Linked DNA regions of Homo sapiens: regions 1, 3 and 4 are each linked to region 2. Evidence: read pairs that join two places in POLR2A ChIA-PET (ENCODE). Cell type or tissue: OCI-LY7. All regions are shown on one strand. Links, peaks and the distances in the headings refer to the core of each region. The heading gives the core; the rest is flanking DNA. Region 1 has its middle 66 kb from the start of LINC01995. Region 2 has its middle 160 kb from the start of LINC01994. Region 3 has its middle 73 kb from the start of LINC01994. Region 4 has its middle 96 kb from the start of SOX2.

The links. Peaks named below come from ENCODE experiments on the same cell type or tissue, not always from the same donor. Only the 100,000 strongest peaks of a DNase experiment are listed, where the experiment ranks them.
Region 1: POLR2A ChIA-PET joins it to region 2 with 7 read pairs; 2 of 35 experiments call an interaction of 5 or more read pairs at or near these places.
Region 3: POLR2A ChIA-PET joins it to region 2 with 6 read pairs; 1 of 35 experiments calls an interaction of 5 or more read pairs at or near these places.
Region 4: POLR2A ChIA-PET joins it to region 2 with 6 read pairs; 1 of 35 experiments calls an interaction of 5 or more read pairs at or near these places.

Annotation. Positions count from the first base shown.
Region 1 is chr3:182,568,827-182,576,718 of GRCh38, reverse strand. No RefSeq gene overlaps it. Among named protein-coding and RNA genes, the nearest start is that of LINC01995, 66 kb to the right of the region's middle. In OCI-LY7, for the core only: no CTCF peak of the experiment used is centred there; no DNase peak of the experiment used is centred there.
Region 2 is chr3:182,322,014-182,329,905 of GRCh38, reverse strand. No RefSeq gene overlaps it. Among named protein-coding and RNA genes, the nearest start is that of LINC01994, 160 kb to the left of the region's middle. RefSeq lists enhancers at 2,079-2,619, 2,620-3,161. In OCI-LY7, for the core only: no CTCF peak of the experiment used is centred there; a DNase peak (open chromatin) is centred at 4,465; H3K4me3 peaks cover 2,673 bases; H3K27ac peaks cover 3,997 bases.
Region 3 is chr3:182,409,208-182,417,099 of GRCh38, reverse strand. No RefSeq gene overlaps it. Among named protein-coding and RNA genes, the nearest start is that of LINC01994, 73 kb to the left of the region's middle. In OCI-LY7, for the core only: no CTCF peak of the experiment used is centred there; DNase peaks (open chromatin) are centred at 3,429, 3,829 and 4,899; H3K4me3 peaks cover 4,583 bases; H3K27ac peaks cover 5,000 bases.
Region 4 is chr3:181,803,760-181,811,651 of GRCh38, reverse strand. No RefSeq gene overlaps it. Among named protein-coding and RNA genes, the nearest start is that of SOX2, 96 kb to the right of the region's middle. In OCI-LY7, for the core only: no CTCF peak of the experiment used is centred there; DNase peaks (open chromatin) are centred at 1,941 and 3,411; H3K4me3 peaks cover 857 bases; H3K27ac peaks cover 2,145 bases.

The DNA.
Region 1 (7,892 bases), core at 1,612-6,611, 250 kb before region 2:
TATCAGACTAAGCTCTCATATGAAGTATGGATAAAATGTTATGAGAGTTTAGAAGAGATCAATATTAGGTTTTCTGAAGACTAGCTGGTCCTAATAATGAAAACTAACATTTATAGGGTGCCTAGTGTTTTAGTCCATTTTCACACTGCTGATAAAGATATACCCAAGACTGGGCAATTTACAAATAAAAGTGGTTTAGTGGACTCACGGTTCCACATGTCTGGGGAGGGCTCACAATCATGGTGGAAGGTGAAAGGCACATCTCACATGGCAGCAGACAGGAGAGGAGAATAAGAGCCAAGTGAAAGGGATATATAAAACCATCAGATCTCATAAGACTTATTCACTACAGAGAGAACTTTATGGGAGAAACTGCCCTCATGATTCAATTGTCTCCCACTGGGTCCCTCCCACAACACGAGGGAATTATGGAAACTACAATTCAAGATGAGATTTGGGTGGGGACGCAGCCAAACCATATCACCCAGTAAGTGACTACTCTTGGAAAGCCTGGATCTGGAAGGTTTACCACCAAAGCTGATAGGAATCTTCCCTGCCTCTGGGTAGAGAGGTTGTTCAACAATGCAGCCTGGCATGAAGATTTAAGTCTCAGTTAATAAAATAAACAGTTCTGACTATGTATTCAAAATATTTATTCAGAAAAATAGGAAGGTCTCTGCCTTCCTGTTTTTGAAGTATGATGAAAAGGGGAAGGGAAGCTCATACTATACAAACTCTGCTTCTCTGATACATATTCTTGAAGTGCCAGTGTAGATACATACTTTTCTTAGAAATGGCTGGGAATAAACTAACAAATGCAGGAATGATATTGGTAAGAGACTCTTGAAACTTCAGGTATGTGAAATTTGTAAGGGAGCATCTTAGTGGCAACAAATAAGTACTAGTTTTCTATTTTGGGCTACCTATTCCAGGGCACTGAGAAAAACCGTACATGAGCTTAGTTCTTAGGGAACTGTGGAGAATGGAAAAAGCATTAGAAGAGGGACATATGACTTAGTGACAGACTAGTAATCCAGACAAGTATGATTTGTGAATATATAGAAAAGAAAGCAGTGGGTTCACTAAGTCATGCCTAATAAATTAAATTTTCTTTCTTTTTAAAAATTTCAAAATTAATACCCAATAAATAAATTAATACTACATACTTGTGGGGTAGCAATGTGATATGTATAATGTAAGTAATCAGATAATGGTAATTAACATATCCATCATCTCAAACATTTATCATTTCTTTGTGTTGGGAACATTTAATATCCTTCTTCTAGCTACTTGAAATTATATAATATACTATTGTTAGCTATAAGTCATCCTATAGTGCTATAGAACAATAGGATTTATTCCTGTCATCTAGCTGTAACTTTGTAGCCTTTAACAAAAGTCTCCCTATCCACCCTTCCCCCATCCTTCCCAGTCTCTAATATTATCTGTTCTACTTTTTCCCTCTATGATACCAACTTTTTCTTTTAGCTTCCACATACAAGTGAGAACATGTGATGTTTTAACTTTCAGGAGCATGCTGTTTAATTTTAATGTATTTGTATAGTTTCAAATGTTCCTCTTGTTATTGATTTTTGATTTTATTCCATTGTAGCCAGTTAAGATACTTAGTATGATTTCAATTTAAAAAATGTTTGAAACTTGTTTTGTGTCCTAACAAATGGTCAATTCTGGAGAATGTTCTATGTGCTGATGAAAATAATGTGCCTTTTGCTGTCATTGGGTGAAATGTTCTATAAATGTCTGCTAGGTACTTTTGGTCTATGGTGTCACTGAAATCTGATGTTTCTTTTTTGATTTTCTGTGTAGATGATCTGTCTAATGCTCAGAATGGAGTGTTGAAGTCATTAACTGTTATTGTATTGGAGTCTATCTCTCTTTTTCAATATAATAATATTTGTTTTTATATCTGGGTGCTCTAGTTTTGGGTGCATATGTATCTACAGTTGTTATAGTCTCTTGTTGAATTTGTTCCTTTATTATTGTATAATGTCCTTCCTGGTCTCTTTTTGACTTAGTCTGTTTTTTTTTTCCTGATATTAGTTACTCTTGCTTGCTTTTGGTTTCCATTTGAATGGAATATTTTTTTCCATTGCCCCACTTTCAGCCTATGTGTGTCATTACAACTGAGGTGAGTTTCTTGTAGGCAGCATATAATTGAGTCTTGGTTTTTAAAAAGTCCATTTAGACAGTTGATATCTTTTAAATGGGGAATTTAATCAGTCTACATTCAAGGTTATTATTGATAAGTGAGAACTTACTCCTGTCATTTTGTTGATTGTTTTCTGATTGTTTTATATATCCTTTCTTCCTTACTTTCTCTCTTATTGTTTGTTTTTGTGGTTGGGTGGTTTTCTGTATCAATAAGACTTGATTCTTTCTTCTTTCTCCTTTGTGTATTAGTTCTGCTGGTGAGTTTTATAGTTTCACATGCTTTCATAATGGTGGTAGTTGTCTTTTCACTTCCAGATGTAAGATTCCCTTCAGCATTTCTTGCAAGGCTGGTCTAGTGGAGATTAATTTCCTGTTTTTGCTTGTCTGTGAAAGATTTTATTTCTCCTTCATTTCTGAAAGGTATATTTGCTGGGTATAATATTTTGGTTGAGAGTGTTTTTCTTTCAGTATTTTGAACATATATATCATTCCATTCTCTTCTAGTCTGTAAGGTGTCTGCTGAGAAATTCAGTGTTAATCTAATGGGGGTTCCTGTATGTATGAATTAATGCTTCTCTTTTGCTGCTTTTAGAATTCTTTCTTTGTCTTTGACTTTTGAAAATTTGATTATAATGTGCCTTGGGGAGGATCTGTGTAGGTTGAATGGATTTGAGATTCTTTGAGCTTTCTGAATCTGAATGTCCATCTCTTTCCCATGACTTGGGAAGTTTTCAGCTACCATTTTCATTTTATATGTTTTCTACACCATTTCCATTTTCTTTTCCTTCTGGGATGCCCAAATGTGAATACTTGTTCACTTAACCATGTCCCATAAATCTTGTAGGTTTTCTTCATTCTTCATGCTTTTTCTTTTTGTCTGCCTGTGTTATTTCTAATGACCTGTCTTTAAGTTTCAAAAATTCTTTCTTCTGCTTGACCTATTCTTGAAACTGTCAATTGTATTTTTTTATTTCATTCATTGAGTTCTTCAGCTATAGATTTTCTGTTTGGTTCTTTTTAATGATATCTATCTTTTCATTGAACGTTTTCCTTCAAATCATGCATGAATTGTTTTCCTGATTTCATTAAATTTTCTGTGTTCTCTTGTATCTTATTGAATTTCCTTAAGATTATTATTTTGAATTCTTTTTGTGGCAGTTTGTATATTTCCTTATGATCAGGGTCTGTTACCAAAAACTTCTGTGTTCCTTTGGAAGTGTCATGTTTCCTTGCTTTTTCATGTTAGATGTGTCCCTATGTTGATTTCTATGCATCTGGTGAAAGAGCTGCTTCTTCCAATATTATGGAGTAGGTTTCATCAGGAAAGACTCATTTATGTAAATGGGTCTTAAAGTGTCACTTCATTGGGGTGTATTGGCTTTGGTTCTATGTGGATGCAGTAGTATATTCTCCATGTAATTTCTTTAGCTGTAATCCACACTAGTGATGTTTGTGAGTGTCTCAGTGGCCTAGGCTGAGAGACTTTGTGGCAGAGGTGGTGTGGCTTTTCCATGGGTGGGCTTGCCAGCCTATTTCTCAGGTCAGGGGTGCATGTGTTCATATAGTGGGTCCACCAACTTGGGGCTGGGGTTGGAGCTACAGGGAAGTTACTCTGATTGGGAGTGTATGCATGTAGTTATCTGGCTGGCCTGTGGGCATGCCTTCCAGGGATGGCCCATGTGGCTGCTTCTCAGGCCTGAGATGTGGGCACCACACTGCTTGGCTTACCTGGGAACCTGCCTGCCAGGAGTAGCCTGCAGAAATGTTTCTCAGGCCCAGGATGTGGATGCACAGCTGCTTGACCAGCCTGGGGCTGTGTCTGCCAGGGGCTGCCCTCAGAGCTGTTTCTCAGGCCCTGATTGCAGGTATAGAGTCATTGGTCATGACAGAGGCTTGTTGGCAGGGGGTGGGGGCCCTGCAGGGCTATTAATCAAGCCCTGGGTATGAATATATAGCTGCTGTGCTGGCCTGGAGAGTGTCAGCTGCTTGGAGGCTTGAGGGCCTTTCCTGCTCTGGAGAAGGTGTACAACAGTTTGACCAGCTCAAGGGTGGGTTTGCCTTGGGTGGTACTGCCAGACTATTTCTCTAGCTGGAAGTGTGGATGGCAAGGTTTGGTTCCCTGCTGTGCAGGACCGGGCCCAGCCTCTGCACTGCTGGGGTTGTGGTGTTCAGCCCCCAGTTTGGGCTTGGTAGAAAGAAGATGGAGGCCCAATGCTGGAGAGATGCAGTGGCTACTAGGCCCCAGAGCATGGCACACCCCCGAGGTGGCTCTGGTCTCAAAATGGTGCTATGCTGCAGCAGCTTGGCCCACAGGGCCTGGGTGGGAGGGGGATAGTGCACAACCATGTGCTTCTAATCTGGGGCAATGCAGCTGCACAAATTCCTAGCAGCTCTCCTAACTGGGTTCAGGGCTTGCGGGGACTGTGGGATTCTGCTACAGTAAGGAGGGTAGGCATTTGTGGTGGTGGTGGGGGCAGGTGGGATTCTTCGGCTTACATTTGCTTGTTTGATGTGTTCCTACCTCCCTCCTGACTCCAGGAAAATCTGATCCAGGCAGGGGAGATGGTGCTGCAGAGGCCAAGTACCTTCATGCTGCACTCTGGCTTTCAGTCACCACACCTGTGTCCTTTACTCCTCCACTGCACTCCAGTGCTATCCCTTCAACACTCCAGTCAAATCTTAGCTGTTTATTTGTTGCCTTGGTCCTCTTTTGTGGGGGAGGATGAGTGCCAGGGACCCCTGGTTAGGAACTTGTTGACCTTGTCCATCAAATTTTATTTTTTCGACAGGGATATTTGGTAGTTCTGGAGACTGCACTAAACATAGTGTATCCTTACTTCAAGATTGCATTTGGCTGTTTCTCTTGAACTTTTAAAAAATAAAATGGAGAAAGGCAAATAGGACGATAGCACGAAGGTATGTATTCATAACCAGTCAAGGAACTAATTGAATGTCAAAGCATGCTAATTAATGGATAGTTGATAACCCTGATATACAATTCTATGGTCCTACCACACAGATTGTGTCCTTGTCCTGGTCAAAAACCAACAAAACTTTATTTAGTGCACACTGTGTGTCAGGCACTGCACTGAGTGCTGGGATAACACTGGCTTATACATGTCAGGTGCTGTACTAAACATTTTATGATCTTATTTAATTATGCAATAACCTTATCACAGTTATCATCTCCATTTTATATATGAGGAAAAGGGAGTCAGAGAACTGAATTAGCTTGGCCAAGGTTGGTCACACAGCTAGTAAATGGCAGTGCCCAGATACAAACTTTGGTTTTTAACTCCTCTTCACTGCCTAGGTTTTTCATTAATGATTAGAGCAAGAAAATGCATCAGTAGGCAGATGAAATGAATGTGGAAGAGCTACTGATGTGGGAACGTGCTTAACGACAGAATTAGTATCCCAAAGAATTTTAATGGGCTGGAGCAAATTTAATCAGAGAACATTTAACAGGGGATGCATGTGAAATCCTGAGCTTGGTTCCAAATATCCAGCTGCACAGGGCAATGTGGCTTAGCAGCTGCATAAGCTCAATGTGATTCAATAATGTGACATAGCTGCCCTAAAAGTGAATGAAAACGGGTGCCATATTTGTACAAATCTAGTATTGCAAACAAGGGGATAGATTATTCCGTTTTATTCTGGTCAGGCCATATGTGGAATTTGTGAGGAGTTCTCGGCAGCACACCTTTGTGGGGACATAGACAGGCTTAAACAGACTCAGGAAAGGACTCAGTACCACTTTTCTTTCATTTTTTTCGACATGTATTTTTTTTTGAGGGCTTATGTGCAGGTGTGCGTTAGGCACTGAGGAAATGGCAGTTTACGAAACAGCGTCTTTGTTGCTTACATTATTCTCACTGGAGAGGCAAAAAAATAAACATGTGAACAAATAAATACTATGTCAGCGATGACTGGTGATGGAGAATTAAGCAGTGTAAAGGGGTAGAGAATGAGTCGGGAGCTATTGCAGATAAGTTGCTCAGGAAAGCCATTTCTGAAGAGTTGCTATGTGATCAGAAACCTTCAATAGCTAAGGGAGGGCATCGTAAATAAAAGATAAATGGAAGAAGAAAATTTTATGCAGAGGAAAAAGAAAGTACAAAACCCTGAGGTGGGAGTTTGCTTCATATGTTCTGGAGGGAACCCAAGGAAGCCATTGTGATATGTTGGTAGACAATGATGCAGGAGGAGAAGTAAATAAAGCATTTCAAGAAGTACAGAATGACCAACATGAATAAGATGAGAACAGAAAACTGGTCATTGGATATGGCAATGTGGAACTCTTTGGTGACCTGCAGTTCCTCAGAATTAATCAAAAGAAATATAGCCTTGGGAAGAAAAGCCTTAGAGTGTTGTTTCTCAAGGTGTTATTGTGGACTACCTGAAGAACTCCTACAATCAAACCTCTAGGTTATGGGGCCCGGGAATCTTCATTTTTAGCAGTATGTGTTTCTTATTCACCGTTAAGTTTGAAAACTACTAATATAGGGAGGGCTAGCTGACATGAAGTATTTACAAAGTTGTTTTACATCTCCACTAAGGGACTGATGAATTGAAGCTAAAAGAAGACAAATTCATTTTACTTTAGGAGAATGAACAACACTTCAATGCTGAACATTTGAAAGTAGAATGAGTTGTATCTTACAGAAAAGAATTCTCTTCCATTGAAACAGAGACTGGATAATCACATTTTGGGGGGTTGTTTGGAGGGAATTTTACTGTCATATGGCATGGCAAGAGTGTTGCAGTAAGTAACCTTCTAACCCCCTGGTTCTGTTTTTCTGAAATGCAGACTGCAAACTCTCACCGCTGCTCTAAGTAGCCTGAGGAACAGGAGCTCAAACTAACCTTTCCTGTGTCTGATTTGTCTCTTAAAATGTTGAAAAAAGGCATTTCTATTTTGCCGAGTCTCAGAGTTGGTTAGGGTTGTCAAGTGACCATGAAATGACATTTGTTAATTGAAGGACATGTAGATAATTAAAATTTTACTGAATAATGGCAAAAGAAAAGAAATCTTAGTAATTAAGAGAAAGTGTTATATCAATGTTAGCATGTTTCTGTTACAACATATCGGGAATATCCTGAAAGTCAATTCCCTCGCTGTTATTGGATATTATTATTATTATTAAATGAGGGCAAAAGCACAAAGTCAGAACAGATATCTTGGATCTGTTAGCAAATGAGATGTTCCAAATTTTGCGTCACAGAATTAGCATGGTGGGTTCTTTTTGCTGGCCCATAACATTTCCTGCATGTAACAGAGGCTGGGCTGTGGACCTCCTCATTTGTTGAAGCATATGCAGTATTGTTGGACTCACCACACAGCTGTGGGGGGAAAACGTTGCTCACCCTAAGGTTATAACCCCCCTTCTCTAAATTACTGTTTACTGATGTGGGAGAAAAGGACTCCTGGCATAGCCCAATAATTACTCTTGGCACAGCTCAATAATTAATGAAGTGTTAAAAAGACTCTGCTAAAGTTTGTGCATCTGCTATGGAGGGTGCGAAAGTACAAGAAACTCGCCTTTGCAGCCAAGTCAAAAACACACATGGCCTTCCCTGTCCTCCCAGGGGAGAACCCAGTGGGGAGTGAGAAAGAGTGAATGAGTTAGTGCAGGAGAGAAAGGGGACTCTTACTACCAAGCTGTTTCCAAGTTTCTAAGAATAGAGAAGCCCAAGGTGGCAGAGTTGTAATTTCTCAG
Region 2 (7,892 bases), core at 1,775-6,774:
AGTCTTTCATTCTTCTTGAGCCAGAGAGGAATACTTTTGTTGACTTAGTGGCTGTAGTGAGACAAAGGGGACCATGACTTAGGTTGAGACTCCTTGTAGGTAGAGAGACGTAGCTAAGGATGTTATGTGTAAAACTTCCTCCCAGCCTTAAATTCGTGATACAACAATTTTATGTGCTTTGAAAATGGAGCAAGACTACCACCCTCTGCTTATTTTGGGGCTTGGGTTCACAGATGGTGGGGAGGGGAGCATCCTGATCTTTAGAAGTGGATGAAACTTGATTACACTTACAATCTGTGTGACTGTAGGAACATCACTTGTTTCTTTATTTGTAAAATGGGATTCATAATAGATTCTGGCCTGTGAAAATGAGTGATACACTATATATAATACATGACATACGAAAGGTGCTCAGTAAGTTGTAGCATTATGAACTGTAATGGTTGAAAGGCTTTAGGAACCCTATGTTATATTCAATTCATATAGGCACATCCTAAATTATCTTGTTGCTTGAACTTATATTTCCAAAATGTTGACAGACTTCTTGGGAAGTGGCTCTTGTTTAGAAAGACAATGAGACTGCCATCGACTTGATAGGGACATATAGGAAACACTACAGTGGGAGCAAACCTTCAAAAATAGAGTAATGCGAACTTCTTACCCCAGGTAGAACGTCTTTATATTCCATTAGCATCCTGTATACCAGATTTTTTCAGTTTGTCTTTGAAGTCTCCTCACCTCTCTGTGCATCAGTTTCTTCATCTGTGAAATGAAGACATTAATCTCCAAATTCCCTTCCAGCTAAAACTTCGTATTAGTTTATTGATGAGGTGAGAGATGGCATGATTGACAGACTCTGGATTTAGGAACTATAAATTTTAATTATAAAAATGCTCCCTATGAGTAAAGTTACTTTCTATTATCTGTTCTAGGTGGTAGGAGAAGGCTGTAAGTCTCAAGAACAGAGTAGTACTGTCTTAATCACAAAGCTTTGTTGCACAACAGAAAGTACAAATTACTTGCAAATTCGGGAAACCAATTGGATTGCAAGGAGCCTCTGGACTAAAATCATGTCCTGATGCTAGGAAAATAGACTGGCTTCAGAAACACATGACCACTTCCTATGGCTCATCCATTTCTGTTTTAAAACACAACCTTGGAATACATACATTTATTCCTTGAAAAACTTTTTCACATTGCTTGGGTATAACCTGAACATCGAGTGGCCATAGGCATCCTCAACTCACACAAACTGAACAGTATGACACCGTTCATGCTATGGTAAGCCCCGGTTTTGAAAAACCGGAGAAATATTAGTTAGTAACCTGCTCTAAAAAGTTTCACATATAGCACTGTATAAATAAAACTTTTAATACTATATTATGTGGGAAATAAGAACAACATCAATAATGTCCTCTAAGCTCCTTGAAGGTGGAGAGTGTCTTATGCATGTTTATTTCCCCAGCACCTGTCTCATGCAAGGGGATATTTGAATATTGAAAAGAATAGTTAATGTTTGTATCAGTGATATTTGAATTGAAATGTTTCTTGACTTAGTTGAGCACTTTCTCGAGTATTTTACTAACTTTTTTCAAGTCAATATTTTCATGCTGATTATCTCACTCAATCTTTAAAAAATAAATTCTATGACTTATTTTGGAAACCAGGAGTAATTTTTCAACTGAGATTTGATAGTAAATTAAAAGACCATCTTCCCTTTAAGACCAGTGATCTCTCTTAAGTTCCAACTATTAAATATTCTTAGAAAGCCTGTGCCTTGGAATGAGACAAATTGCTGCTTTCTAGCGATATGAGTTGAACAAGTTACTTAACCAGTCCAAGCCTCAGTTTTCTTGTCTGTAAAATGACTTTGTTGTTGGTCGATTGTGTTTTTGTCTTAGTCAAGATTAGATATAATGTATACACAGCCTCTAGAGCAATTTCCAGCATGTAGTGGGGGGGCGGAGGGATATTATTATTGTCATTTTTCTGAAGCTATTTTTCCCCACTGGTAAGATATGACATTTTCTATTGAAAAATAAAAATCTGCTGCTTGTCACTTTATGAAACCTAGACAAGTTTTCACCTCCCATTTTGGCTTAGCTTAAGAAGTAGGATTCAGAATTATCCCACGAAATTAAAAATGTTTACCCCGCCCCCACCTCACCCAAGGGCAATCACCGGAGGGTTCCTGAGCATCCACTCAGCCTGACCTACAGGAGAAATAAAAGTTGAGAACAGGGTCTCCATGCAGAGCTAAATGATTCATGTGCAAACGCCCTCTCTGATTCATAACAAGGGAGCAAATCATCCTGTCATTCCCAGAAGCCTGCAGAGCCAGCCTCATTTGGCTGAGACTGTGGGGGCTTCCAGTTTCCAGGCATAGAGTTTGGCTGCAGTCTGAATGCTTGGTGATGACCAAATTGGTGGGGAATATAGCTGAGCAGCAGGGCTGACGACTCTCTGAGGTACTGTGGGTAATTAGAGATTCATTACAATCCCATAGTTTGTATCATGGCTCGGTGTCAACACAGGGTCACTGCACATGGCAAACTTATGAAGCTGTGTCTAGAAGGATGACGCCAGCCCGGAGAGGCTGGGAGAGGGAAGCGGACAGGGATGAGGAGCAGGGGGGCTGGGACGCAGATACACAGCCAGGGACTGGAGACAGCCCGGATGTGGGGCAGTGGGCCCCGCGGGCTCTGGGGAAGGGAGCAAAACACAGGCAGCTGAACTAGCTTCCCCACCGCCATTCCTGCCATCTCCAATTAACCTTCCAAGCCAAGGGTTCCCAGAGATTGGCATGTCATGGGCCAGTCCAATTTCAAAAAATAATTGGGGCCTGACATAGGGTAGCCAACTTCTTATTTTGCAGAGTAAGGACATTGAAAGCAAACAAAACAGTTGCCATCCACTATCACCATCATTTCAGAAGAGAAAGGGGATTTTTACACTAAATAAGGTAGGAAGGACATAATCTCAGGATAAATGACAGTCATGTAAATTTAATTAATTTAGCTCACCAAGTTATGGTTATTTTTCTCATTACCATGAAGACTTATGAAAACTCTCTTGCAGACTGGCTTTAGGTTTTCCCTCCAGATTTTCCACAGTGGCAAGACTCAGAGCACAGTTTTGTGGAGAATATTCATAAGGAGAAAAAGGACACTGCACATCTTATGAACTTTATGAAGATTGCTTTACGAAGAACTTTATGAAGAAAGATAGCTTCTGCCTCTTCTTTATATACTCTTTTCATTCCCCAGTTGAAAAGAAAAGAAAAAAGAAAGAGAAAAAAAAGGAAGGAAAGGAAAAGCTTATCTATCAAATCATTTCATTAGCATGACATTCAAACTGTTCTAATGAATTTAAATGGGATTTTTGATTTTATGTTTCTTCCAGGTGACATAGCAATGATAACATATCTGTAAAATTCTTTTTTTTTTTTTTTTTTTGAGACAGAGTCTTGCTCTGTTGTCCAGGTTGGAGTGCAGTGGCGCGATCTCGGCTCACTGCAAGCTCCGCCTCCCGGGTTCACGCCATTCTCCCTCAGTAGTATTCTCCCTCCCGAGTAGCTGTGACTGCAGGTGCCTGCCACCACACCTGGCTAATTTTTTGTATTTTTAGTAGAGACGGGGTTTCACCGTGTTAGCCAGGATGGTCTTGATCTCCCGACCTCATGATCTGCCTGCCTCAGCCTCCCAAAGTGCTGGAATTACAGGTATGAGCCACCGCGCCTGGCACATACCTGTAAAATTCTTTTATTTGCAAAGGACTTTCACATTTATGACCTTCTCTGATTCACCAAACAAACCCAGTAGATAGTATTATACTATATTACCCATTGTACGGATGAGGAAACTGAGGGTATGATTTGCCCAAATTCAAACATTCAGTAAATTGTGGAGCTAGGATTCAAACTCATCTTTCCTGGCTCCATAGTCTATACTCTTTCATTACAACATGAATTAAGGGAAAAGAGAGGTACTCTGATATAATTTTGCCATGATCAATCTTTTTATTCTCTGGAACAAGATCTTCACATTTTGGAAAAATCTTATAAAGAATCAAAAGTGAAACCTGGATGGCCCTGAAACCAAAAGCTCTGTTTTTCAGTCCCAAGGCACTCTAATTATGGAGCATGAGTCATCTCCACCCTGATACACTTAAAGCCATATTTCATTAGTTCAAGTGGACCACCCTGCAGGGTGGGGTTACACAAAAGAGGAAAACAGAAGCGTTCAGTTAATGAAACAGAAAAAATGACAGTACCTCACTTATAGCTGACTTTGTGTTAGTATTTTTAGATGTTTTTTTAAAGAACGCTTTTGCATATCTTTTTGTTACGTCAAATTAACAAATTTCACTTGATGCGAATTTGTCACATTCAGAACTGGAAGAAGTGGTGAGTCGGGAGGCTTTGCGGCAAGGAGAATACCGCCTGGGTGAGGAACAGGTGGTATGTGCCCTTCTGTGTGTGACCAGCCCGGCTGCAGGTGGCTTCTGCACTTGCAAAGGCTGAAGGAGCACAAGTAAGGATGTCTCTCACAGGACCTTCAGGCCCTCCCTAGGCATGTGGATGGCTCCTCTCTGTCGTAGTCCTCCTCTAGCTGGAGTCTAAGTGCTTGCTGAATTTCGGGCCTGCCTCAGCTTTATTTCCCTTTCAACACTAATGCACAGCAATATCCAGAACTAACAGGAAAAGGAGGAATTCATTTCTCAGGGAAATATGGGCCTTGAGCTTAGAGGTTAAAATCAGGGATTCTCATATCTGCATTTCTTTAGAACTGTGAAGGGCTTTGTGTTTTGCTTTTTCAGAATGCGTAGACCAGACTTCTAGGTAGGTAGAAACTAACAGCTTCTTAAATTCTAAAATTATTTGAAAAGGAAAATAATTATATAAATTAGAGCTTTATATACTAATCTGTAAGTTTGTCTCATTTGCCTGATTAATGGAACCAAGATATGATCCCAATTAGCTCCCAACTTCAAGATTAGAAAAGATCCTCCATAAACATTCAAATAAGTTTTGTATCTAAGTTAATAGAATCGGACCAGTGTTAATTTTCTGGTTTCGACTTTCTACTATGGTTGTGCACAATATCATTGGTGGAAGCTGGGTGATGGTTATATGGAATCCATACTGTTTTCACATCTTCTTTGTAGTTCTTAAATTACTTCAAAACCAAAGGGTTTTCTTGTTTAAACTCTTCATGTAGCTTTCTCCTGATAAGCTAAGAGGTCCCCTGAAAGTAAAAAACATTAGTGCATAGGTGATGTATCACATGTCCCTATCCTCAGAATGCTGAGGGGCTTTGTGGTCTAGGTAGTTCAAAACAATAATCTAAAAAACTTATTTGCTTCATACTTACCATACATTTCATGAATAACTAATTATTTTTCTCATGTATTAGCAGGCCAAATGGCCTTCACTTTGAACTTATGAAAGGCACCTTTCTATTTAAGGAAATTCTATAAAAGAAGCTTTGGCGAATTGATAATAATGACCATCCACTGTGGAAGACAGCTGGCCTATGAACTTCATACACATTATCTTTTTTAATTGTCACAATAATCCTGCAAGGTAGTTATTATTGTCCTCCTTTTGCAGTTAAGAGAACTGGAGACACAAAAAAGCTAAGTGAATTATGCAAAGCCACCCAGCTAGAAGTGACTTTCTTCAGAGGAAGTTCTTGGAATTCCTGTGCCACCATAAGAGTTACTCACCTGCTGGATTTTTATGAGAAGGTATGTACTTCCTAATTTATTCAGATAATTTTTGGCGTATATCCTGCTTTGCTGTGCATGTTTATTCTACTATAAATTTATTCATTCAATCATTCATTGATTGACTAACTCATTCAACAAATATTTATGGAATGCCTCATGTGTACCAGACACTGTGAACTGCAACATTGAATGAAACAGAATTATGTCCCCTCCCTCAAGAAGGTCAACAAGTAAATACATAAATATTTTTAAAAAGCAATAAGCCAGTTGCAGAAAAATGAAGAGGATGAGGGAGAATGGAGGATTAAGTGGAAGTGAGGTGTGGAATAAGGGCGCTATTTAAGGTAAGGGGTCCAGGGATGGCTTTTCTGAGGAGACAACATTTGGGCCGAGACCTGATGAAGCGAGGAGAAATGCCACAGTGGGGAAGAGGGCAGCAAGTGTGCAGGCCTTCAAAGGAGAAGCAGGAGATGCCCAGTGGGTTTGGAGTTCTGTGAGGGAGGTGTGTGGTAGGAGGTAGATGAGAGAGGTAGCCAGGGGCTAGATCACTGCAGGGTTTTGTAGCCTGTGGTGAGAATTTAGGTTTTATTTTAATTGTGATGGGAAGCCACTGGAAAAAAAGACCGGGTCCAATTTACACTTGAAAAGAATCACTCTGGCTGCTGCCTGGGGAACCATGTATAAGGGGGCCAGGGTGGCAGCAAGGATACCACTGGGGGCCAGGACAAGGGATGTGGTGGCTTAGATGAGGGTAAGAGTTTTCTTCTAACCCTGACCTAAGATCTATGACTTCCTGACAATAAATTCTAATATTGAATGCCTTTAGGCTTAACAATGTAGGGATCCCAACCTGCCAAAGCTGTGGGCACAGAACAAATAACACATTTTGCATTCTGAGTGTCTCTGGGAAAGGAAGAAAAAATGACAGGCAGAAGGGAACAAAGGGTGTGTATGGGTTTTGCCATTGTCTCTAAAAGTGGATAATGTGGATTCAATTGCCCTCCTCCTTTCAACTTTCATAGTGCTTAATTCTGCCCCACTAATTTTTACATAATCACATGTGGCCTTTCTGTGCAACTTCCCTTTAAGGAAATGCATCTTTTTCTTTCCAAAAATACTAGCAGTTCCTAAAGGGCAGACACTGTGTTGATATGGTGCTTGTATTAAATGACTAGAATTTTACAGTAAGATAGTTGATGTTAAAATGTATACTTTTAAAATGATTAATATTTAGGTAATTGAATAAATGCAATTAAATTGGCCAGTTATTTAGTAAAGTTGAGGGTTAGAAAATATCTTGGCCTTGTTGGATGTCTCCTGGCTCTCTAATGCATCCTTTCTGAGGACGTTCAATGGACCACTGTTCCACAGGATGTTAATAGGTGTTATTTGAAAACAGGCTTTTGTGGTCAGATAGTTTAGGGAGTCTTAGTGAAATAAAATTACATAGGTTTTTTCACTGTAGGACTTCTCAGTGGCTTTACTATGCTAATGTCTATTGTAAATGTGCAAGAAGTGACATAATTTGTAATCTGTCCCTAAAATCTCTGACCGTGAAACTTCTTTCTCATTGAACTTTTTTAGAGAGCACCTCCTGAAACTAGAGTTATGAAAACACATACTTTGCAAAAGATTTCAGTGGAAATCATGGTAGGTAACGAAGTGGGCAAACTTTTCTTCTGATTCTGTTATAAATAAAAACCAAGGCCTATACCAAGGAAGAATAATTAGCAAAGGCTTGAATGGTCTTTTTCAAACTGATCATCAGAAAGACAATAATTAAATACAATTTTTTATCCTGATTTAGCAAAATGCTGACTCAGCTTATCATCTGGTGTGAAGGATAGAATTCACTTGGTTCGGGCAGGGCGTGGTGGCCCACGCCTGTAATCCCAGCACTTTGGGAGGCTGAGGCGGGTGGATCACGAGGTCAGGAGATCGAGACCATCTTGGCTAATATGGTGAAACCCCGTCTCTACTAAAAATACAAAAAATTAGCTGGGCATGGTGGCGGGTGCCTGTAGTCCCAGCTACTCTGGAGGCTGAGGTAGGAGAATGGCATGAACCTGGGAGGCAGAGGTTGCAGTGAGCTGAGATTGTGCCACTGAACTCCAGCCTGGGCCACAAAGCGAGACTCCAACTCAAAAAAAAAAAAAAAAAAT
Region 3 (7,892 bases), core at 1,464-6,463, 88 kb before region 2:
GCAGATACAGATGTGGGGAGCTGGACATATGTGAAAAAGCACTATGATGTAGAGATGTACATGATGTAGAGATGTACACTATGATATAAAAGATACTAACACTGAAAGTCTTTAGAAGAAGGGTAATATTGGAAAGGGGGAAATGTAAAATCTTCACAAAAGGATAAAAGAAAAAAATGTTAAGAATCCAAGTTAAGACACAGGGATGAACAAGTCAAGGTACAAAGTAGGTTTCCTAATTGAATCCTATTATGGACAATCTGAAGTATTAGAAAGAAGGGAAAAAGGGGAAAGAATGAACACATCTGATATAACTGGTATAAATGCTCGAGTAAGAATGAGTCTTTTCCACTGATCTAGTTATTTTAAGTGGTGAAGATCTCCTCTCCCAAAGAATAGAAATATTGAACAGGTGCCCAGAACATACTGCAAGACATCTAACTGACTTATTGAATTAAAACACATAATCCATCACATGTGGAGTTTGTGTTTTCTACACAATTGTGTATTTTACACACATTTCTGTCATGCTGAATGTTTGTCAATAGTTCTTATAATGACAATGTTTTAGCCTCAGGGACTCAGAGGAAGGTACTTTCCTTGAGACAAAGCAAAAATATGTCCTCTCTTTCCCTCATCAAGGCTCTGGCTCTTGACCTGTTAAGAAGCATCAGCTGAAGATGCCCTTGGTATTGCCAGACTTCCCTTCGGAATGTAGGTTTTCAAACACATATTCCCAGCTGAGCCAGGGAGGTTTGCCCAAGAATGCAAGATGGCTTGCAGAAGACTGGAAAAGCAACTTTCTTTCTCTTCTTGTTTCAGCTTCCTTTACTGCAGCCAATGCCACACTTCATACCTGAGTATAAAGGCTGAAAGAAAGGAGAGCGGAGAAAGATAGGCAAATTGCCTTCACTTGCCTTCATAAATCTGCGGAGAGGTGTAAGCCTCTCTCTGTGGGCTGATGGCAGCTCATTTTCCCTTTGTGATGGGGAAGACATTGGCTAAATATCCTGATATCCTGAAATTAGCTTTCAATTGAATTAATAGTTGAAACCAAAACTGCGTATGGGACTGGTGGTCATTGGGAGACTTTTTTTTAACTCCTGTAGTTTATGTCATCTCTATGGCAGTTACCATTTCCTACCATGTACAGTCTTAATCCCCCTAGTAAATCTAGGGACTGTCATAAATATCTTTATTCCCTACAGCATCTAAAACAGTGCTTTGCACATAATAAGTGCTTAACAAATAAATGCTTAATTCCTTTATTTATTAAAGGAGTACATAAATAAAAAATAAAGGCTTATTAAACTATCAGTGGCAGAATAATTTTGTGATGGCTGGAGTTTTCTTTGATAGTCACCTTTTCAAATTATCATAAAGGTGTTTTTTTAATGTCTTTGTAACTTCAGTGATTTCCCTGATGTTTCACATCATAAATACAATGACAAAGATGTAGTTTTACCTCACAGTGTCAATATGTAGATTAATTTTTTACATTTTAAAGGGGATACTACAATTCTTTCTCAAATATACCTAATTCTAAAATAAAAATGAGCCAAGTGCAGTTATGCATGCCTGTAATCTCAGCTACTTGGGAGACTGAGGAGGGAGAATGTCTTGAGCCCAGGAGTTTGAGGCCAGCCTGGGCAACGTGGTGAGACCCATCTCTAAAAAAGAAAAAGGAAGGAAAAGAGGAAAAGAAAAAAAGAAAAAGAAAAATGGTTTCCTACAAGGTGATGTAGTGATGTAATCTTATATTCTTCCACGCTACTTGATTAACTATACAACATATTTTATTTTCTTCTAAGAGATTAATCATACATATTCACCTTTGCTTCTGTATTTAAAAGCCAGGGGTCAGGAATTTCAAAGGAAACACTTTGTTACAATTCCAGAACAGGAGAAAACATAACGGCAGAGACCAAAATCTATCATGGTATTTTGGCTTCCTGCCTTTCTTTAATTTTACAATGAGGGGGAAAATCCAGGTGAGACCTGACTCCTTTTAGGAGTTCCTTTCCTGTGTGCTCTGTCTCCAGCCAGGAGAGAGACTGACAGAACGATAACACTCGATGCCAGGCTCCTTTGCCCACTCAAAGACCCTCCCTCAGGTATCAGTTGCTTGGTTGAGCTCTGAGGTCAACTAGACACCTCCCTTGAGACTTACCTGGCCTGAGGGATAGAACGACCAGAAAATCCTCTCAGGGATAGCAGCTGTTATCTGAGCTAGGATCAAAGTCCCCCTCTGTACTGCAGAAAAACATCTTCCAAACTGGGTCTGTTTCTCCATGATTCCAATGAATGTTGAATGAGTCCCCAGGGACACCAGTTGCTTTGCTTAGGAGCAAGCTGTCAGAAATACTGTGCAATGAAAGTTCACCTCCTTTTAAGGTCTTTTTTGTTTGAGCATTTTTTTTCGTTGTCTCAGAGGGCCATCAGAAGTTAATCAAGAAATTAAGCAACAGGAAAATGTGATGATTAATTTTGTTTTGACAGTTTTCGTTTGTGTATTGTCTTTTTTATTTTTTCCCTGAAATATGACAATTGCTTCACCCTGGTAATAGCCATAGTATCCAAGAAAGGCACAGTAGGTATAAAAAGCCATTGTTCAAACCTTCAGTTTTGTATATGAAAACATGAAAAACAAAAAGAAACTTTCCTACTGATTAGATTTGGATTGCAAAGTGCTAAAGTTTCTCTTGCCTTATACCAAATCTTTTAGGCTAGTCCATAACAGCAACCTTAAACTAGGTACCTGGCATTCATGTTCTTAATGGAAATACAATAGTCCAGAAAATTTGATAATTTTCCATCAAAGGATAAATATGAACCATTCATCTAGTGAGTCCATATTTGCAGAGACTCAAATAGATCCAAAGTGATGCTTCAGTTTACTGCTAAGCAAATATAGCACTAGAGTGTAAACTCTTCAAGACGTTGAACATGTCTCATTCATTTTAGTATCTCCAGCAACTATCACTGGGCCTGGAATACAGAAGATGTACCAAATATCTCTTGAGTGAACTAGATTGAGATAGCTTCTTTTATCTTGTTAAAATTGCAGAACCAATGAACTGAACTAGAGGTGAAAATGTCATAAGGACAGAATATGTACCTGGGCCAAGGAGAGAGAGTATAGCATTTGGAAGCACACTTTATAGATAATGCTTTTTAAATACTTCCATTCTTTTCAGCTTGAATATATTTTGCTGACATTGTAGTTATAGCCAATTTTATTTTGCACGTTTCAGGTTGCCCAGTTTAAATTGATGTTTTTGGTAGCAATGCCAGTGGGTAGGTGGGTGGGTCAGATATTTTAGTCATGGCACACACTATTGTACAGACATCTGTTATATTGAATGGATTATTTTGTTTATCAAGTTTCTCTGAATAGCAATTTCAGTTCTGTATCTTATTTCCTTCTTTGATGAGGGTATTGCCAGCAGATGCAAGCTACATATTGGCTTGAGTTTCTTGCAGTTCCCTGCACAGCTTTTTTTTTTTTAACTTCTTTTTCTTCCCCTTAGCATTTTTCTTCTCAATTAACTGTATCATTCTAAAGAAATTCAGCATTTTGAACATGATATTCTAAAATTAACAGCCTCACTAATTTTCCTTTTAAGAAACATTTCTTATTTTTCCAAGGTCATTGCCAATAATAACACAATTTTCCCCTTTTCCCCCCTTTTAAAAAATCTTCTATTCTGGTGGTTTTCCCCCTTATAAATAGCTAGTTATTCTTTAATAACAAATGTGATTTGAGAGAAGAGTTTGTGGTTTTGTCTAAAGTACTGTTCAACAGTTGTTCTACTTATTTAAATCAGCAGAAACCCCTCGGGAGCAGAGCTTGTGTCAGCAGATCTGAACATAAAGGGTCAGTATTAGCTGTTTATTCTGAATAATCTGGAAGTCAGATAAATCTGAGCAAGTATTTTGGTAATCTCAAGAAAGGCATTGTGGGGAACCAAGAACTCTATTCTCTGTTGTGCTGTGCTCTATTGTTAAGACTACAAATCAGATGATAATGATAATAATAATGGTAATGATGACAATGGTAATAGTTAATGCTTATCCAGCACTTAATATGTGTCAGGTATCATTCTAAATCTATCTGTCTATCTATCTATCTATCTATCTATCTATCTATCTATCTATCTATCTATTGCTCTATCTATAATCTATCATTCAAATCCCACAACAAACCTATAAGATAAATATTTTTATTCCTGTTTCACATTTGAGGACACTGAGGAAGAATAACATTAGGTGCAGCCCCCAAATCCAGAGTAAATGGCTGGTAAATGGCTGAATCAGGACTCAAACCTAAGCAGGATAGCTCAGAAATGTGTACTTTCAACCATGTGCTACACTGCATATATTTACACATTAGGAAGGAGACAGTAATACGAATATATTGTTGTCTACACAGTTCCAGGCACTGCTAGGCATTAGCACTGGAATGCAAAATTCTCCTGACTTGAAATTGCCCACAGTCTAGCAAAGGATCAGAATTGAAAACAGATTAATTCACCACAAAGATATTATAGAGGAAGGATGCGTAGGCATGAAGATGGTTGAGGAAAGATCCCAGGAGATCTGAGCCTGGCCAGATGAATAGTGAGTAGAGGTCAAGGTAGGTGCAGAAGAAGGTTCAGAGAGCCCAGGAAGGAAGGAAAGGCATGTGTTGAGGCAGAAAGCCAGGAATCCAGTGTGGTTGTGAGGAGCATCTCCTCCCATGGCATTACTAAAATGCAACATGGGAAACTGGACAGTAACAGGAAAGGAATGTAGAGAAGCAGGTAGAAGCTTTGTGTGAGGCATTTATGTGATAAGTTGTCCCAAGGCAAGAGTGCATAATACGGCCTGCCTGTGGCAGGGTGAAAAACAGGAAACTGTCAACACCTGATTCCTCCTCTTGTCTACGCCAGAGAAAAGCCCTGACATGTGGGGCTTGGGACTAGTTGCTCACTGCTCCCCATCCTCCCTGTTCCACCTTGGAGCTTGGCCCTAACACAGGGGTTGGCAGTGGGACGGAACTGGCTGGCTCTGTCATCTGGACTCCATAGCATCATTTCACTTCCGGCCGCATCACCCTCCTTGTGGAATATGGCCTTGAGGTTGCACGTTGGTAATCCCTCCTGCTTAATGACAGTGTGCCATGGGTAAAGCTCATTTCTCCTTTCCTGCAGGTAAGAGAATCACAGTAATTATGTTGGATGAATGTGCATACAGTGGCCTAGCAGTTTGACTGAATTGGAAAATCAGCAAGAGTTAGCAATCTTGAGGAAGAAACAAAAGGCTGAAGAATATGAATAGGAGGGAGAGGTTTGAAAGGAATTTTAAATGTGAGGCTCTGGCAAAAAGCTAGATAGAGATACTAAAAAATGTAGACGACGTGGACTTTAATAGAGTTTCACAATATCCTATAGAGTTCAAAGTGCTGGATTATTGTGGTTCCAAGAAATCTTTTTCCCCTTATTTATAGCAATTAATATCTTGTTTCACTGTAATTTACATGTCTTTATCTCTAGACTGTGAGATCCTTGAGTCTAATCTTATTCCTCTTTTAGTATCTCCAACACTTAACAGGGCTTGGCACAAATTTACTGCTTAATAAAGGAGTGTTAAATTTAAAAACTATGTAATGGAGAGGCACAGAGAGGTATGAGCCTCTTTTGTGTTGGTTGGGTGTTGTGTAGGGAGAAACATAGAGGGCTCAAGATAGAGGCCCAAAGAGAAAAAATTATTGAGACAGACAGTGGGGTGAGGCAGAAAGTGCAAGGGCTTTGGGCTCAGAGAAACTCAGATTTCAGTCTTTGCCTTATTGGCACTTGGCTCTATCCCCAACTCTGGACAGGCCCAGCTCTCCATGAGGATGGCAAGGACAGGAAGATGTGTCTCAGCAGCAACCTTCCAGAATGTCCCGTATATCCTTGTGTGGAGGATGCTGCTTGCACACATGGATGCCAGGAGAGCCAGCTCTGCCCATCTCAGGCCAAGGTTTCCACCACGCAGGTGTGCCCAGCAGTGACCTCACCAGAATCTTGAGTTCCAGAAAGTCATATACACAGCCCAGTTCCCTGCTATCCTTGTTTCCTCTTTCTATACCACTTCTAGATAGTCCTGTAGGAATGTCTACTTCTGGGTGTGTACTAGGCTTCTGCATACACCTCTTGTACTGTCATATTATTCTTTTTTTTTTTTTTGAAATGTAGTCTTGCTCTGTCACCCAGGCTGGAGTGCAGTGGCACAAGCTCAGCTCACTGCAACTCCATCTCCCAAGTTCAAGCGATTCTCCTGCCTCAGCCTCCCGAGGAGCTGGGATTACAGGCACCTGCCATCATGCACGGGTAATTTTTGTATTTTTACTAGAGATGGGGTTTTGCTATGTTGGCCAGGCTGGTCTCGAGCTCCTGACCTCAAGTGATCCACCTGCTTCGGCCTCCCAAAGTGCTGGGATTACAGGCGTAAGCCACCGTGCCCAGCCTGTCATGTTATTCTAATATAACATGGGGAGAGATCTGGCAGCCTGGATATCTTTTTGGTAACTTACCGAATAACAATCTTGTATTAGCTGTTATCCGCTCCAAGAGTTGCAAACCATATTATCTATCTAGAATTGAAATTAAGCAAAAACAATTAGACTTTAACTCCAATTGATTTCTCTCTCTCTCTCTGAAATGAATAGATATTATTTTAGGGCAGTTTTACACTTACAGAAAAGTTGAGTAAAAAGTACAGAAAGTTCCCATATTCTCCCTCTTCTCTCTCACTCGTTTTCCCTATTATTAATGTCTTGCGTTGGTATGGTACATTTGTTACAAGCGATGAACCAATATTGATGCATCAGCATTAACTAAAGTCTACAGTTTCTATTGGGGTTCATTCTTTGTGTTATTCTACGGGTTTTGCTAAAAGCATAGTCATGTTATCTACAATTACAGTATTAAACAGAAAGAATCATTGCCCTAAAAATCCCCCTGTGATCCACCTATGTATCACTTCCTTCTCCTCCAGCCCCGGGCAACCATTGATCTTTTCACTGGCTTTTTACACATAGCAATGTGCATTTCAAGTTTCTCCATGTCGTTTCACTGCTTGACAGCTCATTTATTTCTATTCCTGAATAATATTCTAATATGTGGATGTTTCACAGCTTGTTTGTTCATTCACTAATAAAGGTTACCTATGTTTCTTCCCATTTTTTGCAATTATGAATGAAATTGCAATTAAATTTGCAGGTAGGTTTTTGCGTGGACATATGCTTCAATTCATTTGGGTAAATGACTAGAAGTATGATTGCTGGATCATATGGTAAGATGATATTTAGCTTTGTAGGAAACTGCCAAACTGTCTTCCAAGGTGGTTGTGCCATTTTGCATTCCCACCAGGAATGAACAAGAGTTCCTGTTGCTCCAAATCCTCACCAGCATTGGTGTTGTCAGTGTTCTCAATTTTGGCCATTCTAATAGGTATGTAGTGATAGCTTATTTTTTTTTTTTTTCGAGACAGAGTCTAGCTCCATCGCCCAGGCTGTAGTGCAGTGGCGTGATCTCAGCTCACTGCAACCTCTGCCTCCCAGGTTCAAGTGATTCTCCTGCCTTAGCCTCCTGAGTAGCTGGGATTATAGGCATGGGCCACCACGCGTGGCTAATTTTTGTATTTTTAGTAGAGACAGGGTTTCACCATGTTGGTCAGGCTGGTCTCAAACTCCTGACCTTGTGATCCACCTGCCTTGGCCTCCCAAAGTGCTGGAATTACAGGTGTGAGCCACCACACCCAGCCTCATTGTTGCTTTAATTTGTATTCCCCTAATAACATATGTTATTGAGTATCTTTTCATATACTTATCTGCTGTCTTTATATCTTCTTTGGTGCTGTGTTTGTTC
Region 4 (7,892 bases), core at 1,221-6,220, 520 kb after region 2:
TGAAACCCCATCTCTACTAAAAATACAAAAATTAGCCAGGTATGGTGGCACGTGCCTGCAGTCCCAGATACTTGGGAGGCTAAAGTGGGAGAATCACTTGAACCCAGGAGGCGGAGGTTTCAGTGAGCCAAGACTGCGCCATTGCACTCCAGCCTGGGTGACAGAGTGAGACTCTGTCTCAAAAAAAAAAAAAAAACGCCAGGCGCGGTGGCTCACGCCTATAATCCCGGCACTTTGGGAGGCCGAGGCAGGTGGATCACGAGGTCAGGAGATCGAGACCATCCTGGATAACCCAGTGAAACCCCATCTCTACTAAAAATACAAAAAAACAGCCGGGCGTGGTGGCGGGCGCCTGTAGTCCCAGCTACTTGGGAGGCTGAGGCAGGAGAATGGCGCGAACCCTGGAGGCGGAGCTTGCAGTGAGCCGAGATTGCGCCACTGCACTCCAGTCTCTGGGCGACAGAGCAAGACTCCGTCTCAAAAAAAAAAAAAAAAAAAAAAATACCATTCTGCAATTCCCAGTAAAATAGCTGATTCAGCCAATGATCACCAATAGTTGCTAAAACCATTAGGTGAAAAGTTGTTGTTGAAGAACAGGGTACTCAAAAGTTTCTTAGAATGGAAAAGTCTGATAATTATAAACTTATCCAAATGATCAAACTTAAAGTTGCTGAGGCAAAATCTTATTTATTTTTTAAAATCCTGTGTTCTAAAAAAAAAAAAAAATTAAAACAACAACAAACTCTGTGTTCTTCCTGTAGACATTTAGTAAGAACTTCGTATCACCTATGAAGCATTTTTGTCAAAAAAATTTTAAGCTGGCCGGGCACGGTGGCTCACGCCTGTAATCCCAGCACTTTGGGAGGCCGAGGCGGGCGGATCACCTGAGGTCTGGAGTTCAAGAGCAGCCTGACCGACATGGAGAAACCCCGTCTCTACTAAAAATACAAAATTAGCCGGGTGTGGTGGCACAGTAGATGCCTGTAATCCCATCTACTCCGGAGGCTGAGGCAGGAGAATGGCTTGAACCCGGGAGGCAGAGGTTGCTGTGAGCCGAGATCGCACCGTTGCACTCCAGCCTGGGCAACAAGAGCAAAACTCCGTCTCAAAAAAAAAAAAAAAAAAAAGCCAATATAATCAAACTTTAGAGCTAACAGTTTATAAGAAATACAGGTGATAAGGAAGCAAAGTACAATTATCATGAGAAAACAGACAAATCCTGAATATGAGGGATTCAGCAAGGCTAAGTCTCTTCAAAAAGCCAAGTGTCATTAAGACGAATAAGCACAACAAAAAGGAAAAGGCAGGGGACAGTTTTAGACTAAAGGGACATAAGCAAATACAATAAGTGAAATTTCATTGAATTCTTCAACTTTTTTTTTGAGATGGAGTCTCATGTTGTCAATGAAGGTTTATTTATCACCTACTAAATGCTTAGGTAAATGTGTTCATTCTTAAGCATGCAATAGGGACAAAACCAGTTTCAACACTTATTTACATGGAGAAATAGGCATTGATTAAATGATCATATAAACGCACATGTAGTTATAAACTGAGACAAATATTTTGAGGGAAAGACATTTGGGGCTAAGAAAGAATGAAAGGCCCGGCGCGGGGGCTCACGCCTGTAATCCCAGCACTTTGGGAGGCCGAGGCAGGTGGATCACCTGAGGTCAGGAGTTTGAGACCAGCCTGGCCAACGTGGCGAAACCCTGTCTTTACTAAAAATTAAAAAATCAGCCGGGTGTCATGTAATCCCAGCTACTCAGGAGGCCAAGGCAGGAGAATTGATAGAACACTGGAGGCGGAGGTTGCAGTAAGCTGGGATCACACCACTGCACTCCAGCCTGGGCAACAAGAGTGAAACTCCGTCTAAATAAAAAAAAGAAAAAAGAAAGAATGAAAGAGGAACCTAACCTAGGTGGGGGTTGGGGGTTGGGGGTTGAGGGGGAAGCAGGAAATGCTTTCAGAAAAGACTTCTCTGAGAAAATGTTTGAATTCAGATAGGAAGGATACATTAGAATTAAGCAAGTTTGGCAGGGGAGTGATTGTGTCTAGGAAGAGGGAAGAACACATGCAAAGATGTTGAGGTAGCTTTTCTGAAGAAATGAGAGAATGATGGTATGAATGGAACACAGAACAGGGGGTAAAATAATATAAGACTAGACTAGGGCAGTCATTGGAGCTAAAACTTGCTGAGGACTGTAGAGTTTGTAACATTATCTTGTTTATTTATTTATTTATTTGAGACGGAGTCTTGCTCTGTTGCCCAGGCTGGAGTGCAGTGGCACTATCTCAGTTCACTGCAACCTCCGTCACCCGGGTTCAAGTGATTCTCCTGCCTCAGCCACCCAAGTAGCTGGGATTATAGTCACCCACCACCACACCCAGCTAATTTTTGTATTTTTAGTAGAGACGGGGTTTCACCATGTTGGCCAGGCTGGTCTTGAACTCTTGAGCTCAAGTGATCCACCTTCCTCGGCCTCTCAAAGTGCTGGGATTACAGGCGTGAGCCACTGCACCTGGCCTGGAACATTAGTTTAAAAACAATGGGAAGGCATTGGAAGATTGGAAATGTGGGGAAGGGGCTGACATATTATATCTTATAAAAATATCACTCAGGCTGATATATGGAAGTTTATTGAAAGGAGTGAGTGGGGATATGGGGATGCCAGTCAGGAGGCTGTTGCAGATACTGAGATAAAAGATGACAGCTCCTCATCCTAAGGCAATGGCAATGGAGATGGGGAAAAGTAGATAGATTCAAGTACATGAAATAGATAGTATATACTATAAGTCAGTAAAGAAAGGTGGTTGGAATGGCTCCTAGAATTCCATAATTCTGCACTTGGGATTCAACAATCTGTGTTTCCTAAGGAAAAAAAAACATGGAAGTCCAAGGTAGGCGGATCATGAGGTCAGGAGTTCAAGATCAGCCTGGCCAACGTGGTGAAACCCCGTCTTTACTAAAAATACAAAAATTAGCCGGGCATGGTGGCACACACCTGTAATCCCAGCTACTCAGGAAGCTGAGGCAGGAGAATTGCTTGAACCCAGGAGGCGGAGGTTGCAGTGAGCCGAGATCGTGCCACTACATTCCAGCCTGAGTGACAGAGAGAGACTCTGTCTCAAAAAAAAAAAGAAAAGAAAAGAAAAGAAAAAACATGGAAAGAGGATCAGATTGAAGGGGGAAGATTGAGTTTAGGTTGGACATAGAAAGACTAAGATATGCAAGTAAACATATCAAATAGACATTTGGATATGTAGGTCTGAATTCAGAAGAGAGATCTAAACTGGAGATTTGGCAGCCATTGACACAGACATGGTAACCGTGGCCACGGGAAGGGATATGGTCACCTAGGTAAGCTTTCAGAATGAGAAGAGAAAAGAGAGATTACTGAATGAGAAAAGAAAACAGAACCATGCATGATGGCACACACCTGTAGTCCCAGCGGGAGGACCGCTTGAGCCCAGGAGTTTAAGGTTGTAGTGTGCAATGATCACACCTGTGAATAGCCACTGTCGAGTGATACTCTGCCTCTTCAGAAGAGAGAGAGAAGAGAAAAGAGTCCATTACAAATATTTGAAGAATGCCAACATTTAATGGCCAGGTATAGGAGAAGGGGCTCATGAAGGACATTGAGAAGGAACTCTTAAGTAAGAAGGAAGAATACTAGAAGTATGTAACATCATGAAAGTCAAGGTAAGAACATGTTTCAAGTGTGAAGGAATGACTAGTAGACTCAAATGTTGCTGTAGGATCAGCTTAGAAAGGGACTAGGTATATACCCAAGATAAATGAAAACATACATCTGGGCTAGGCGCGGTAGTTCATGCGTGTAATCCAGCACTTTGGGAGGCCAAGGCAGGTGGATCACTTGAGTCCAGGAGTTCAAGACGAGCCTGGGCAGCATGGTGAGACCCTGTCTCTACAAAAATTAGCTGGGCGTGGTGCACATGCCTGCAGTCCCAGCTACTCAGGAGGCTGAGGTAGGAGGATTATTTGAGCCCGGGTGGTGGAGGTTGCAGTGTGCCAAGATTGCACCACTGCACTCAAAAAAACAAAAAAGAAAAAAAGAGAAAAGAAAACATACATCCATTAAAAACATGTACATGAATGTTCATAGCAGTATTATTCATTATAGTATTATTTGTAATAGCCAAAAATACTACTGCATGAATGAACTTTGAAACCATTATGCTCAGTGAAAGAAATCAGTCACAAAAAAATATGTACTGTAAATTTTCATTTACATGAGATATCCAGAATAGACAAATCTATACAGACAGAGAGTAGATTACTGTTTCCCTGGGCCTGGGAGGCTAGAGGGGGATAGAGTGACAACTAATGGGAACAGTTTCTTTTGGAGATGAGGAAAAGTTCTAAAATTAGATTGTGATAATTGTCCAGCTCTGTCATTATACTGAAGACCATTGAAATGTATAATTAAAATGAGTGAATTGTATGGTATGTAAATTTTATTTCAATGAAACTGTTTTTTTAAAAAAAATAAATCTAGGCCGGGTACAATGGCTCACACCTATAATCACAGCATTTTGGGAGGCTAAGGCAGGTGGATCACCTGAGGTCAGGAGTTTGAAACCAGCCTGGCCAACATGGCAAAACTCTGTCTCTACTAAAAATACAAAAATTAGCTAGGCTAGGTGGCAGGCACCTGTAATCCAAACTACTCAAGAGGCTAAGGCAAAGGAATCACTTGAACCCAGGAGGCGGTGGTTGCAGATCTGGTTGCAGCTGAGATCGTGCCACTGGGCAATAGAGCAAGACTCCATCTCAAAAAAAAAAAACTAATATTTAAGCCAGATGACAGCAAACTATTTTTAAATGGATATTATTCATTTTCCCTGATTCCAGCACCCTCTTATTCTAAAAGCAAGAAAACTAGGAAATTGAATTTGTCATTATAAATTTGTTTAGAGCTGACGGAACCAAACAAAAGGAATTTAGAAATGTTGATGGATATCTCAAACCAACTAAATACTAACCCAATCAACTAATAATGAAGTGTTTACATATCTTGGATCCTTAGAAAACTATAGATAATCTGATAAAATTCTGAATATTCAACCTGATTCAATTCATTTACTTATTCAGCATCTTTTTATTGAGTACCAATATGTGGCACTTTATCACAGATGCTTTAAACAGTGGTCATCTTTTTAATTTTAATTTTGATTATTTATTTATTTATTTATTTATTTTGAGGCAGGGGGTCACTTTGTCACCTAGGCTGAAGTGCAGTGGTGTGATCTCGGCTCACCGCAGCCTCGATCTCACAGGCTCAGGCAATCCTCCTACCTCAGCCCCACAAGTAGCTGGGACTACAAGCATGAGCCACCACACCCAGCTAACTTTTCTTTTTTTTAATTTTTCTTAGAGATGGGGTTTTGCCATGTTGCCCAGGCTGGTCTCAAACTCTTGAGCTCAAGTGATTCTCCTGCCTCAGCTTCCCAAAGTGCTGGGATTACAGGCATAAGTCACCATGCCTGGCCTTAGTAGTCATCTTTTAAAAATATTAAATTTAAAACCATGGTCTGACAGTAGGACTGAATATTAGAAATGAAGGCTATCTCTTACAATCTAGACATAAACTCTCCTAATGCACATTTTAATACTGGATGGTGGGAAGGAGGCAATGAGAAACTCACATTTGTTGAATGTCTATAATTTGTCAGGTAATGTGCTAAGCAATTCAAAAGTATGATCTCACTTAGTTCTCAAAATAACACATTAAGGTGAGTATTATCATCATATGAGTAAACTATTCAAAGAGGTTATGTAACTTATTCAGTCACGCATCTGTAAGCTGGAGGGAAAAGTTTTGAAACAAGGTCCTCTGATTCTAAAATCAGATTCTGGTTTTTTGTTTTTTTTTTTGTCGATGCTGCCTCCTGAGAGAACACTTATTAATTAATTCACTTCACTTATTCAGCAGAGATGTATTTAACATTATCATATGGTAGCCATTTTGCTGGCCCCTAGGGATATAAAGATGAACTTGATGGAGAACTACCCCTGACCTCACAGGGCTCACAGTATAGCTGGGAAGACAATAAACAGAGGTATTGTCAACATGGCCAGGCAGAGTGACTTGCACCTGTAATCCCAATACTCTGGGAGTCTGAGGCAGGAAGATCACTTGAAGCCAGGAGTTAAAGAACAACCTGGGCAACACAGCAAGACCCCTTGTCTTAAACAAACAAATAAATAAATAAACCTTCAACATGTTATAAGATTAACTCCCTTTATTGAATTTCACTGTATTCCAAGTGCTCTTCTATGTACTTCTGCATTCATTAAGACTCCAGTCCCAACCTTCCTTCCCTACTGCATCTCCTACCAATTTATCTGGGACCCTCTATGCCAGAAACACTGAACCCTTCCCAGCAATCCTCTAAATTATATTCTTTCTTCTTTATCACTTTTCCATTTTCCCTCCACCTTTGTACATTCTTCCCATTTTGCCCTTCCCTCTCTTTTTAGGAAAAATAGATTTAAACCGAAGTGAGGGTGAGTGATTTCCAATAAGAAAGACCTCATTTTTGGATTTTCTTGTTGTTGTTGTTTTGTTTTGTTTTGTTTTGTTTTGTTTTGTTTGTTTTTGAGACAGAGTCTTGCTCTATTGCCCAGGTTGGAGTGCAGTGGCACGATCTCAGCTCACTGCAGCCTCCGCTCCCTGGGTTCAAGGGATTCTCGTGCCCCAGCCTCCCAAGTAGCTGGGATTACAGGTGCCTACCATCATGCCTGGCTAATTTTTGTATTTTTAGTAGAGACGGGGTTTCACCATGTTGGCCAGGCTGGTCTCGAACTCCTGACCTCAAATGATCTGCCTGCCTTGGCCTCCCAAAGTGCTGGGATTATAGGCATGAGCCACCGTGCCAGGTCGAAAGACCTCATTTTTTAATCTAGGTTGGCCTCCTCCTTATACCACAGTGACAAGTTATTTAATCTACCCCAACTCTGGTACCCCATCTGTAAAATGAGAATGATAATAACCACCTCATATGATATTTGTGAAGATTCATGCAATAATAATGCATAGTGCCTGGCACATAGTATTTTCGAAAATGATTTTTGTGTGTGTGTAATAGCAAGGAGAAATAGACCAATCAAAAGTGATTATTGAATGTGGAAAAGAAGGCAAGAACTGCTATGCATAAAGAGAAAAAAGACCCCCCAAATCCTTGAGGGCCAAATAATATTTTATGAAGAAGCTAAGATTTAAATTACTGCTTGAAAGATGAGTAGATTCCAAATAGTCACAACTGCAGGAGAAAAGCTGAAAGAAGACTTGCTCTTTTTCTGGTTTTAAATATTCTTTTACATGATACACTGTAGAGCAGAACCAGGAGCTGGCTGTAATAAGAAGGTTAGCTCTCCTTTCTTTGCAAGTCAGTACACTGTATTCATAAGAGTGTGAAGATTCTTCCACCCTCTTTACTCTCCCAACCCAAAAATGTCTTAGGAACTTCCCTAGTTATCCCATCCACCAACCCAGCTACTGAGCCTGAACTGCAGATGCCTCCTCCCCAGAGGTTTCCTCTTTACTATAAGCTTGTGATCATTTATTGATTCTTTTCAACAATTATTGAAATACATCAAAATCCTAAATTCTTGTTTGCGCTTTGACTCAGGATTTACACCTGTAGGAATTTATCCCAAGGATATAGTCACAGTGATGAGCAAATATCCAGCCATAAGGATCTTTACCACAATGTGTTTGTTTGTTTGTTTGTTTGTTTGGAGACAGAGTTTTGCTCTTTTTGCCCAGGGTGGAGTGCAATGACGTGATCTAGGCTCATTGCAACCTCCACCCCCTGGGTTCAAGTGATTCTCCTAGCTCAGCCTCCTGAGTAGCTGGGATTACAGG